Linked DNA regions of Homo sapiens: region 1 is linked to region 2. Evidence: read pairs that join two places in POLR2A ChIA-PET (ENCODE). Cell type or tissue: OCI-LY7. All regions are shown on one strand. Each heading gives the region's core, and the rest is flanking DNA. Links, peaks and the distances in the headings are about the cores only.

The links. ChIA-PET counts read pairs that join two places held together with the same protein. Peaks named below come from ENCODE experiments on the same cell type or tissue, not always from the same donor. Only the 100,000 strongest peaks of a DNase experiment are listed, where the experiment ranks them.
Region 1: POLR2A ChIA-PET joins it to region 2 with 5 read pairs; 1 of 35 experiments calls an interaction of 5 or more read pairs at or near these places.

What each region holds. Positions count from the first base shown.
Region 1 is chr5:141,346,857-141,352,650 of GRCh38, reverse strand. The region is part of intron 1 of PCDHGA1 (protocadherin gamma subfamily A, 1); the gene reads right to left. The region is part of intron 1 of PCDHGA2 (protocadherin gamma subfamily A, 2); the gene reads right to left. The region is part of intron 1 of PCDHGA3 (protocadherin gamma subfamily A, 3); the gene reads right to left. It overlaps PCDHGB1 (protocadherin gamma subfamily B, 1), which reads right to left and starts at 2,552. Exons shown (of 4, transcript NM_018922.3): 1 at 1-2,552. The coding sequence starts at 2,390. It also overlaps PCDHG@. In OCI-LY7, for the core only: CTCF peaks have their summits at 2,426 and 2,627; a DNase peak (open chromatin) is centred at 2,600; H3K4me3 peaks cover 543 bases.
Region 2 is chr5:141,913,146-141,918,939 of GRCh38, reverse strand. No RefSeq gene overlaps it. Among named protein-coding and RNA genes, the nearest start is that of DELE1, 7.8 kb to the left of the region's middle. RefSeq lists a silencer at 4,636-4,775 and an enhancer at 4,685-5,222. In OCI-LY7, for the core only: CTCF peaks have their summits at 2,626, 4,459 and 4,670; DNase peaks (open chromatin) are centred at 2,219, 2,669, 4,479 and 4,639; H3K4me3 peaks cover 1,343 bases; H3K27ac peaks cover 975 bases.

The DNA of each region.
Region 1 (5,794 bases), core at 676-4,675, 570 kb after region 2:
TCATAAGCGATTTTGTGATCTTCATTACTGGCACATACAACCATAGAAGGATCATCACACAGCAGATCCTGAGGGGGAGCCATTTCCGGTGTCAGGTTGAGAGAATTAAACTCTGTCTTTGCAGAATGAGAGGCAATACATAGATTGTAGGAATAGGGCAAAGTCCCCTCGCTGTGGTTGGGAGGAACCCCGGGCCCAGACTTGGAGCAGAGACCGGTTTGAAAGCAGCCCTCAGTGTCGAGGCTGGAGGAACGTCGCAGGCGCAGGGCGATCGCTAGAATCACCGCGAGGAGAAAGAGCACTGAGATCAAGGCCAAGGCCACAACCAGGTAAAACTGCAGTTCCGTCTGGGGGTCAGAGGGCTCAGGGCGGTCGCTGAGGTCTGGCAATACCTCTTGCAGGCTATCCGCGAAGATTAGGTGCAGCGTGGCGGTGGCGGAGAGTGGCGGCTGTCCTCCATCACGCACAGCGACCAGCAGGCGCTGGCGGGCCGCGTCCCTGTCGCCCAAGGCACGCGCTGTGCGCACCTCACCCGTGCGCAACCCCAGGCTGAAGAGCCCGGGCTCGCTGGCCTGCAGCACGTGGTAGGACAGCCAAGCGTTGTGTCCTGAGTCTGCGTCCACCGCCACCACCTTGGTCACCAGGTAGCCGGGCTCTGCGGCGCGTGGCACCATATCGAAGAGGGCGGAGCCATCAGGCCCCAGCGCGGGGTACAGCACCCGTGGCGCATTGTCATTGAGGTCGCCCACCAACACGCGCAGGCTCACGTTGGCGCTGAGCGCGGGGGAGCCCTGGTCCCTGGCCTGCAGTGTGAGCTCGAAGGCGCGCAGCTGCTCGTGGTCGAAGGCGCGCTGCGCGAACACCACCCCGCTCTGCGGGCTCACGGACACGTAGGACAACAGCTCCCGCGGCTCCAGGTCACTGGCCAGAATAGAGTAGGAGACTCTGCCGTTGGGTCCCAAATCCGGGTCGGAGGCGCTTACTTGTGCAATGGAGGCGCCAGGTGGGTTGTTCTCAGACACGTGGACCACATAGGAGGCCTGATGGAAAACAGGTGCATTGTCGTTGATGTCGGAGATGTGCAGGGTGATGCTTGTCCTGGAGGAAAGGGCTGGTTTGCCCTTGTCGGTGGCTATGATTGTGACGTTGTAGTCTGCTGTCTGCTCCCGGTTTAGGGCTCCAGCAATCACCAGCTTGTAATAATTCTTCGAGGTGGATTCTAATTTGAAAGGAACTTCTTCCTGAGTATAGCATGTCACCATGCCATTTTGCCCAGAATCCTTGTCTCGCACTTTTATGAGGGCTATTACAGTTCCAAGGTCTGAATCCTCTGGAATCTGGTTAGAGAAGGACATGAATGTCACCTCTGGGGCATTGTCATTCTCGTCAACAATTTCTATTTGAACATTACAGTGAGCTGTGTGTACTCCTCCATCCTTAGCTTCCACACTCAACACATATCTACTTGTCTCTTCAAAATCCAATGTGCCATTGGTTGTGATGTCGCCAGTATTTGGATTGAGATTGAAGAGGCTGGTACTTATTGGGGAATTGAGGAAGGCATAGGTGATCTCTGCATTAATGCCCTCATCCTGGTCTGTGGCCATCACCCGCAGCACGGAGGTTCCCCACGGTACGTTTTCTTGGAGGCTAACCCTGTATACCTCCTGGCTAAACACGGGAGCATTATCATTGGCATCCGTAACTCGGATCCAGATATGGGTGGTGCCGCTTAGAGGCGGGTCCCCGCCATCCATGGCAGTCAGGATTAAGCGATGAGAGCTCTGATGTTCCCTGTCTAGAGGTTTTTCCAGCAGTAATACCGGATATTTACTTCCATCAGGACTTTCCTTCGTTGACAGAGAGAAGTATTGATTGGGGTTGATGGTGTATAACTTCAGTGAATTGCCTTCCACATCTGCATCTTGAGCAGAATCCAGAGAGAATTTTACCCCGGGTAAGGCTGACTCACAAATTTCTAAGTCAATGCCTTTTGCAACGAAACGTGGTGCATTGTCATTAATATCTTGGATTACAACAACCACGTGGAAAACATTCATTGGGTTTTCAGCGACCGTTTCGAATTCTAGTGCACACTCAAGTTTCCTTCCGCAAATCTTCTCTCGATCTATCCTACCGTTCACTAACAAATCCCCGCTCTCCAAACTAACGTTGAAATAATCCTCTGCACTAACCCGCAGTTTTCGAGTTGGCAACTCCCGGACACTGAGCCCCAGATCCTTGGCAAGTTTCCCCACCCGTGAGCCGTTGGCTAGCTCCTCTGGAATCGTGTATCGGATCTGCTGGGAGATGGCCCCGCAGAACAAAGACAGCAGGAAGGGAAACAGTACCTGACTTTTCATCATTTCGGCTTCTCTGGCTCTCTGCATTTCAGGAACTCTCCGCGGAGCTTCTTTCCTCTGGGATGTTTTTCAAAAAGAAATGGCAGCACCCTGGACTTCTGTGATTTGAGCTTAGGACTTATTAGTTAGGCGCTCGAGGGTGAACAGGAGCAGCGTCTGTGCTCAGTGCACCGGACAAAGCAGGAAGGCACCCTGCCTGACGCTCCTGCAGAATTGAGAAGCCTTCACTTCCTTTTGGTCGACAGCGGCGCCCAGAGGTTGTCTTGGAAAACTGCACAGGGCCCAGCTTTTTATCCTCAAAGCGCAACCTCTTGAATCTATGTACCCTGTCTTTAATTTGCTGGAGGGAAACACATACTCACATTTTCCCCTTTACATTTCAGTTTTCTAGTTTGTCATCATCAGATAAGGGCCTTCATCATTTCGTATTCTTTTTTCATTTAAAAAATTCACAAGGTACACTGCCATTTTTTTCAGTTTTGGGGGTAAAAAAAAATCTTCAGTGATTTCACTATATTTATAAACTCTGGCATGACTGCTGTATCCAAATAAGTGAATTGATAATTTTTATTTATATTTTTAGTTGACTAAAATACCTACCTTTCTGTAAATTCATTGGAATAAGCTCCCTTATCTAGTATTTTAAATCTCTCCATATATATGTTATCAATTCAGTAATACTTTTCAAAAATAGTTTTTGCAAAAAAGAGGAAATCACAGCCTTACTATTATGTTATTTCTCTTCTTTATAAAATATAGATAATCTTTCCAGTTAAGTAGGACAAAGTCTGATATTTTGTTAAAAGGGCCAATTTAGTGTTGGGGTACACATACATGCTTTTATGAAGTGGAATCTCATATAATGTACATTTGTTTTATGAAACCAGTGCTTCTTTTTTATATGAATGTATATTAAATACTCTAGGCTGGGTGCAGTGACCTGTGATCCCAGCACTTTGGGAGGCCAAGGTGGGAAGAACACATGAGGTCAGGAGTTTGAGACTAGCCTGTCCAACATGGTGCAAGCCATCTCTACTAAAAAAAATAAAAATTATCCAGGCATGGTGGCGGGTACCTGTAACGCCAGCTACTCGGGAGGTTGAGGCAGCAGAATCACTTAACTCAGGAGGCAGAGGTTGCAGTGAGTTGAGATCATGCCACTGAAGTCCATCCTGGGTGACAGAGCAAGACTCTGTCTCAAAAACATTCTCTATAATGCCAATTCTCAGCTCCAGCCGACTTATACCATTAATGAGCAAAACGAGTTTGACTTGACCACTGGTAAATATTGGAGAGGTATTCAGAGTTCTTAGACACCCAATTTTGGAACTTATTCTGTAGTTCCAGGCTTAGAACCAGTCTTGGTTCAAAGCAAATCCCTTTATTTCAAATGCATTACCAAATGAGATCCAACTCAACAATTTATTCTACTATTTTGCAGTGCTCACCCATACTCATACTCTATTCGAAACAGCCTATTATCTGTTTTCTTAAGATACCTTTTCACTTGTTTCCTTGCATCATGCCTTTATACTTTCCATTCCTTTTACTATGAACTTCTCCTCCCTTTCTGTTGTAGTGGATTCTTGCCCATTCTTCAAAAAAATAAAAATAAATCCTTTTTAGTGAAAATGGGATGTCTGAGACCTTCCATTACCTGTACAAGTAGGTGGAATTGTATGGGTTCCATACTCTCAGTGTATTTTCATGACACATATGTAGGCTATGTTTCATATAGAATTCTTAGAAATTATCTTTGAGCATCCAAATTTCCCCTGACACAGCTAATTAATTTTTTTTCTCCTTACAGGGAAAGTGATACTAATACTATAAACATTTTTTTTTCTAAAAATGATATGTTAAAAGTTACGTGCCTTTTTCTTTTGAGACAGGGTCATGCTATGTTGCCCAAGTAGGTCTCAAAGTCCTAGGCTCAGAAGTCCTCCCCTGGCTATGGGCCTTTTAAATTCTGTGATGTATTTCCATGTTTCAGTGAGAATACACCTTACTCTGCTTACAGCTTTTGTGTTCTGGCCCTGTTGTCTCATACATTTAAATGTGCCTTTTCCTAATATATTGAGGGAGGAATCTATTCTTTTGTTTGAGTTCTAATAAAACATATTTTGGTCTAATTTTGGATAACTCTCATATGATTTCATGAGTGAAAATAATTTCATAAATTGCAGAATAAGCCAACAATTTCTGGCTCAAGAAAGTTGTAGAACATGACAAAAGAAGGGACTTCTATTCCATTGTTGGAAGAGATTGTCTGGAAATCTCCCGCAGAGGCTGAGACATATTCCTTTACATGTTTTTGATGTCCTTCTCAAGGACAAGAAATACCACTCCAAGGCTCATAATAATTTAGCTAGGTGAGCTTTCCACCCTCAGGCAAAATGTTGAAATCAAAATGAATACACACATAAGCATATACATTAGGCATATGTAACAGGCACTATAGGTAAAACCATTTGACCAGCCTCTACTTTTTTTTTTTTTTTGAGATGGAGTCTCTCTCTATTGCCCCAGCTGGAGTGCAGTGGCCCAATTTTGGCTCTCTGCAACTTCTGCCTCCTGGGTTTAAGCAATTCTTCTGCCTCAGCTTCCCAAGTAGCTTGGATTACAGGCGCCCACCACCATGCCCAGCTAATTTTTGTATTTTTAGTAGAGACAGGCTTTCACCATGTTGGCCAGGGTGTTCTTGAACTCCTGACTTCAAGTGATCCACCTGCCTCAGCCTCCCAAAGTGCTGGGATTACAGCATGAGCCACTGCACCCAGCCTCTACATTTTTGTTCTCCAATTTTTATGTTATTGAGATGAAAAGAATAACAGGCCAGGCATGGTGGCTCATGCCTCTAATCGCAGTACTTTGGGAGGCTGACGTGGGCAGATCACTTGAGCTCAGGAATTTCAGACCAGCCTGGGAAACATAGCAATTGCCCCATCTCTACAAAAACAAAAACAAATTAGCTGGGAGGGTGGCTCGTGCCTGTAGTCCCAGCTACTCGGGAGGCTGAGGTGGGAGGATCACTTGAGTCTGCGAGGTCAAGGCTGCAGTGAGCCGTGATCATGCCACTGCACTCCAGACAGAGTAAGACCCTGTCAAGAAAGAAAGAAAGAAAGAAAGAAAGAAAGAAAGAAAGAAAGAGAGAAACAGAGGAAGGAAGGAAGGAGGAAAGAGAGAGAGGAAGGAAGGAAGGAGGAAAGAGAGAGAGGAAGGAAGGAAGGAAGGAGGAAAGAGAGAGAGGAAGGAAGGAAGGAGGAAAGAGAGAGGAAGGAAGGAAGGAGAAAGAAAAAAAGAGTGTCACCTGTCTTGGAAGGAGTCAAACATCATTTAATTTCATGGGCATAAAATATCTTTTATTCATATGTATTTTTACTTGTATGTATCAGGATAAGCTATACAGGTTGGAATGACAAACTCCAAAG
Region 2 (5,794 bases), core at 906-4,905:
GGCTGGGATTTTTCTTATAAAACTGCAAATGCCTTTATACAAATATTTTTGTTTTAATTGCTTTTTAAAGAACATATCATAGAAAACCTACCTGGTAGGGATCTGGACATGGGGTTGGTCAGGGGTCAATTTATTTTATTTTATTTTATTTTATTTTTTGAGTTGGAGTTTCGCTCTTGTTGCCCAGGCTGGAGTGCAATGGCACGATCTCGGCTCACCGCAACCTCCGCCTCCCGGGTTCTAGGGATTCTCTTGCCTCAGCCTTCCAGGTAGCTGGGATTACAGGCATGCGCCACCACACCCAGCTAATTTTTGTATTTTTAGTAGAGACGGGGTTTCACCACGTTGGTCAGGCTGGTCTCGAACTCCCGACCTTAGATGATCCGCCTGCCTCGGCCTCCCAAATTGCTGGGATTACACGTGTGAGCCACCACACCCGGCCAGGGGTCGATTTATACTTAAGTGTGACGTATATTAAGGAAGAGCCCACTGGCAGGGAGCATAGAGCAAGCCAAGCTCAGTGGATTTGACCCCTCAGATAAATAATGGTCGTTGAAAAGCTCCTACTCTAGTAAAAAGTCAAATAATACTAAAGGCTTATATCAAAAGACAGCAGACCTCTGCCACACGCTCTCTACCCTCTAATCCTACTCTCTAGAGGCAACTCTGTAAAGTGTCAGAAAGCAGCACAGGAGAGCAGGGCTTCTAGAATTGAATTGTCTAGCATCCAACACAACTGTCTCCCTTAGCAGCTGGGTTATCTTGGTCAAGTTCATTATAATATCTTTTCCCTTAGTTTCTTCATCTGTATGATGGGAATGATAATGGTATTCTTCTTATGAGATGACACAGTTAAACTGCTGGGCACACGGTCTATAAATGGTGGCTGTATTTGATGATGATGAAGAAGAATCTAACTTAAGAGCAGCTGTGAGTACACCTAGAGGTTAGCTGCACACTAAACAAATAAATGTAAGGCGTGTTTATGATTTGGCGGAAATGACAAGAACACAGTCTCAGTTGGAAAGGTCTGTCTCTTCCCTTTGTTCTAAGGCTAAACTCTGTTCTCAGTCCCATTCCCTTCCTGTCCCTTTTAGAACCTTGTCTCTATAATTATCCCGACCCTCATGCCAAAGCATACATCTTTCTCCTACCTTTTTCCTTTCCGCCTGTGAAATATACACAGGCCTTTCCAATCTTGGGGGAAAAATTCTTTACTTGATCCTCCTGCCCTTTTCAGCTACCATTCTGTTTCTTTCTCCCTACTGCCAGATTTCTTAATTAAGTAATAACACACATGCTACCTTCCATTTCTGCATGACTCCTGCACTTTTCAGCCTTGTCTCCCAGCTTCCATCCCTTTTCTTCTGACACAGGGATCACTAGGGTCATCAAAGACCACCTCATTAACCACCAGTGGACCTTTGCTCCATCAGACACCTTGAGCCAGAGCACTTGACTCAGTTGACCATCCACTCCTTAAACGTCACACGCAAAACCTCATCATCTGCTTCCATTTTTCTGCTATTGTGTAGTTTCCCCAAGCCACCCAGGAAAGGAATCTTGAATTCATTGTTGGCTCAACGCTTCCTTCTCTGCCCTCCCCAATACTAGTTTTCTGTTTTCTTTTTTTCCTCTGGTTCAGGTTTTCCCATGACCCCACACTAGTTTTGACTCTTACTTCAAATATTAGAAACTCACTGAAGCTAGCTTTTGAAAAAGTTTTATCAGGGTATGGAAGAGTGGACAGGACATTTAATGAACCCCAAGGGAAGAGACAGCTGGGACCCAGGAAAGACCAGAATTATGGACTCAGGAGGCAACAAAGTGAGCCCTTTCTCTCTGGCTTTCTGTCTGGCTTTCTCATGATTTGCCCAGATACCCCAAAGGTGTCAGACACTCCCATACCCAGTTGGTCACTGGGTCCTGTCAAAATCACCTTCTTTTGCATCAGACTCTTAAATCTGTCTCCTCTTCAGCTTCCCTGGTCTCTACATCTCTCTAGCAGTGCTTCTTCCTCCTTCTGACCGCTAGTACCAGCATTGTCCAGATGTCCATTCTTTCCCTATTGCTCTTAAACTCCCTCTGTCCTGTTGACTCTTAAATGAAAATACAGTGGTTAAGAGCTTGGGTTCTGGAGTCCTCATAATCAGGGTTTGAATCCTCCACCACTTTCTCAGTTGTGTGCACTTTGGGAAGTTATTTGAATTTTTTGAGCTTCACTTCCTCATCTATGAAATGGAGCACATGTAAAGTGCTTAGTTAGCACAGTGCCTGGCACACAGAAAGAACTCAAAACGGTGACTATCATTAGCCTTACCTTTGTCCTCTTTCCTGAGTTCCAGTTCAGTCCTCCACCACCTGCTAGATTTATCCATTAGATGTCATGCTGTGACCTCAGATCCACCTGTCAGAATTCCCCAGATGCTAGTGGAGGATGCAGCTTTCTGATAGCTGGAGGGTGGGAAGACTTGAAAAGGCAGGTGGTCCCATCGAATCCTCAAAGAAACCCCGTACCTGACCTCAGCCAGGCCTCAGCAGAGAAGGCCCTGAAGAACAGCTCCCCCAGAAGCCTCCAAACCCTGTGCTGGCTGACTCTTGGGTTCTAGGAGGGCAGGCAGAGCTGTCATTATGAGAGCAAATGGAGGATGTGAATTCAACCTTTAAAAAAAGCCCCAGGTGGTGAAGGGAGGTGTAGCAGGATCAGTGAAGTTTGGAAGCGGGTGAGAAAGGTGACAGCAACACCCTCAGGGCATTGAGCTGGGTTTAGGCTGGGGCCTCCCTCAAGCACTGGGGATTTGGCAGCATGGAAGTCAGAGATGCTCCTGTTTTTAGCTGAGCTGCTGCAGGTCCCCTTTGCCGCCCTTGTGAACATTCCTCATTAAGTGCCATGTGTGGAACAGGGTGGATGCATTCCCCGCCCCTCAGCCCTGCTCTCCCTACCTCCTCTCTGCTCTTGGGTGGTGGCAGTCCTATTGGCAGGAACCGAGGAGGGGCAGGGCCGAACTCTATCCAGCACAGAACTGGAGTCATGACGGTTGGAGGTAGGTAATCTCACAGCTGTTTTCTCCAGGCAGTGTGACCAAGTAGATCAGAGCTCTGGCTCTGAATCGGAATGTTTGTGCGCCTGTTCGAATCTCGCTTCTGCTTTTACTCTTTTTTTGACACTAGGCAAGTTGTTTAAATTCTTTATGTCTCATCTGTATAATGGGGATGATAATAGGCCTCTCTAATAGTTGTGAGTTTTAGTTAGATAATGCAGGTAAAGCACTTAGCTTAGTCCATCTATGCCACTTGGAGCCAAGGGCCCTGTCCTTGTAGGAATGACCACCCCCATTGCTGTCTTCACCCCATCTGTGTTGTCCTCTGTTCACATATCCATCTCTGCCTTTGAACTACAAGCTCCATTAAATCAGAGATTGAATTGTATGAGTCTGTGTCTCTGGTGCCCAACACAGGACCTAGCATATAGAAGAACTTAATAAATGAATGTTTACTGTTGGAAGGAACTGGTGAAACAATGTAGAAGACCCAGGATTCCCTCTGGCCTGAGTCCCACCATCCCCTCTGGGTCATTTACCACAAATAGAGAGCCTAGGCCAGTCACGTCCCGGGGACTGAGGATACAGCAGCGAATGAGATAGGCTGGGCTCCTGGCCTCATGGAGTGAATTGTCCAGGGGGTGATGGACGGGAAACATAACAAAACTGATGATACGTTTCAATTAGGAAGGTTGCTAGGAAGGAGAAGCTGGGCTGCTATGAGAGCATAGAGCAGAGGAACTATATTTTGGGCAGAAATGAATCGGGAAGAATTTCCTGGACAATGTTACAAGTAAATTGAGGCCCAAAGAAAGGGCAGGCTGGGTTGAAGCAGAAGGTGGAAAAGAGCCATCTAGGCAGAGGGAACAGCAGATGCAAAGGTCCTGAGGCAGATAGGAACTAGGTTGCTCAGTGGAAGTCAAGGTTATTGTGGCTGGAACCCAGTGATGGAAGGGGTCAGTGACCTCTCCAAGGCTGCAGAGCTAGGAGCACGGGTTGTAAGAGCCGTGTAGGCTATGATGAGAATTTGAATTTTTATCCCTGATTATAATAGCTAACATTTATTAAATTGTATGTATATGTGCACTGTGTTAAGTATTTTGCATGGTTTCTCATTTTCTTTTCACAGCCTCCCTGGGAGACTGGTACTATTATTCCCATTTTACAGATGATGAAATGCTGGCTCAGGGAGGTAAATTTCTTCAAGGTCACATAGTTGACGGTGGCAGAGTTGATTTGAACCCAGGTATCAGGATCCAACGCCTGCCCCTTTAGGCCCCGCGTGGCCCAGCTTAAGAGCTAAGTGCGGACTTGGATCCGCAGTACACGTTCCTCAAGGCCTAGGTTCCTCTTTCGCCGCCTCCCTTCCCCCGGATTGGGGAAGGCAGGTGCAGGTTTGCCCTGACCAGAGGAGCGCCCCAGCGGCAGGCTCAACTGCCTGCGGAGACGGCCCCAGAATCGCCCGGGGTCAGGCCGCACCCACGTGATGGCCCCGAGGCTGAGCTGCGGAGCACCGCCGCAGTGCAGTGGGCGCGGGCGTGTGCGCGCTCCTGCTGCTGCCGCGGCTGTGAAATCTGGAGGGAACCGACCCCAGACGGTGGCCCGGGGCCTGGGAGGGAGGGCGCCCCTCCGCGCTCGGCAGGGGGCTCTCTCTCCCCACGATCCCGGGGCCGAGCCCGCAGCTCCACTGCCTGCATCACGTTCCCTCCAGCCTTGAGGGGGAAAGCAGCGTTCATTTCTGATTAAAAATGACTATTTTTAATGGGCATCATTCTTTATTTCTTGCTGTCCTCTCCCAGGGCTAGAAAGAGGCGGAAAGCGACACTGAGAATCCATTCCAAACGAGCAGCCAAGAGGAGACGCGGCAGCTCCCAGATGTTGATGTTTTGTTTTTTGACATAAATCTTTGCACTCATATGGGAGTTTTCATTGATTCATGTTCCCATCTGCTGAATTTCCTTTTATTTATTTAATATGGCTTTGGGGGGATATCTTGCTCCGAGGCTCTGGAGGAACAATAACTGTGGCAGCCGTTGCACCCCACCCCCAAATCCCAAAAACCTTGGCTGCCGGGGGAGGGAAATTTAGTGGCATCCTGCGCTCATGCCCTCATCTTGGAGGCAAGCGCTCTAGGCATGCGTTTACGTGGCTGTTCTACTTGGGGCCTGCCCAAGGCTGTAAACCCAAGAAAGAAACAGCATAAGAGAGTCGGGGATCATTCTCTGTTCCTCATCCTTCCTGCCCACCCACAGCACCGTGTTTCCTTCATGCTAAAACACACTTACTCTCCTTTTAACAACTTGGAAATCAGGAAACATTTAACAGCGGATGTATTAAGTGTGTTAAACGTATATCCTTCTCCCCCCACTCATTCTGCACACTCCCATCCCACTAGTGATTCTTAGCAATAAAGAACTCCAGCTCTGGAGTCAGACTGCCTGGGCTTGAATCCTGACTCTGCTTTCTCTAATGAATTCTTGAGCAAGATAACTTCTCTGAGCCTGGGATTCGTCATCTGTAAAATGAGGATAATAACTATCTCTTTCTCAGATATACGTACATTTTACCGATGAGGAAACTGAGGCTGAGAGTAATTAAGAGATTTGCCCAACTAGAGCAGAGCTAGGAAACACCTCCTAGGTCTTTCTGATCCTCACCCTATCCCACCACCTCTCCTATGCCCACAGCCCCCTATGTATCTCACATCCAGTCCACCCTTCTCTGCATGTACTACATGGGACTGTCCTTGCAGG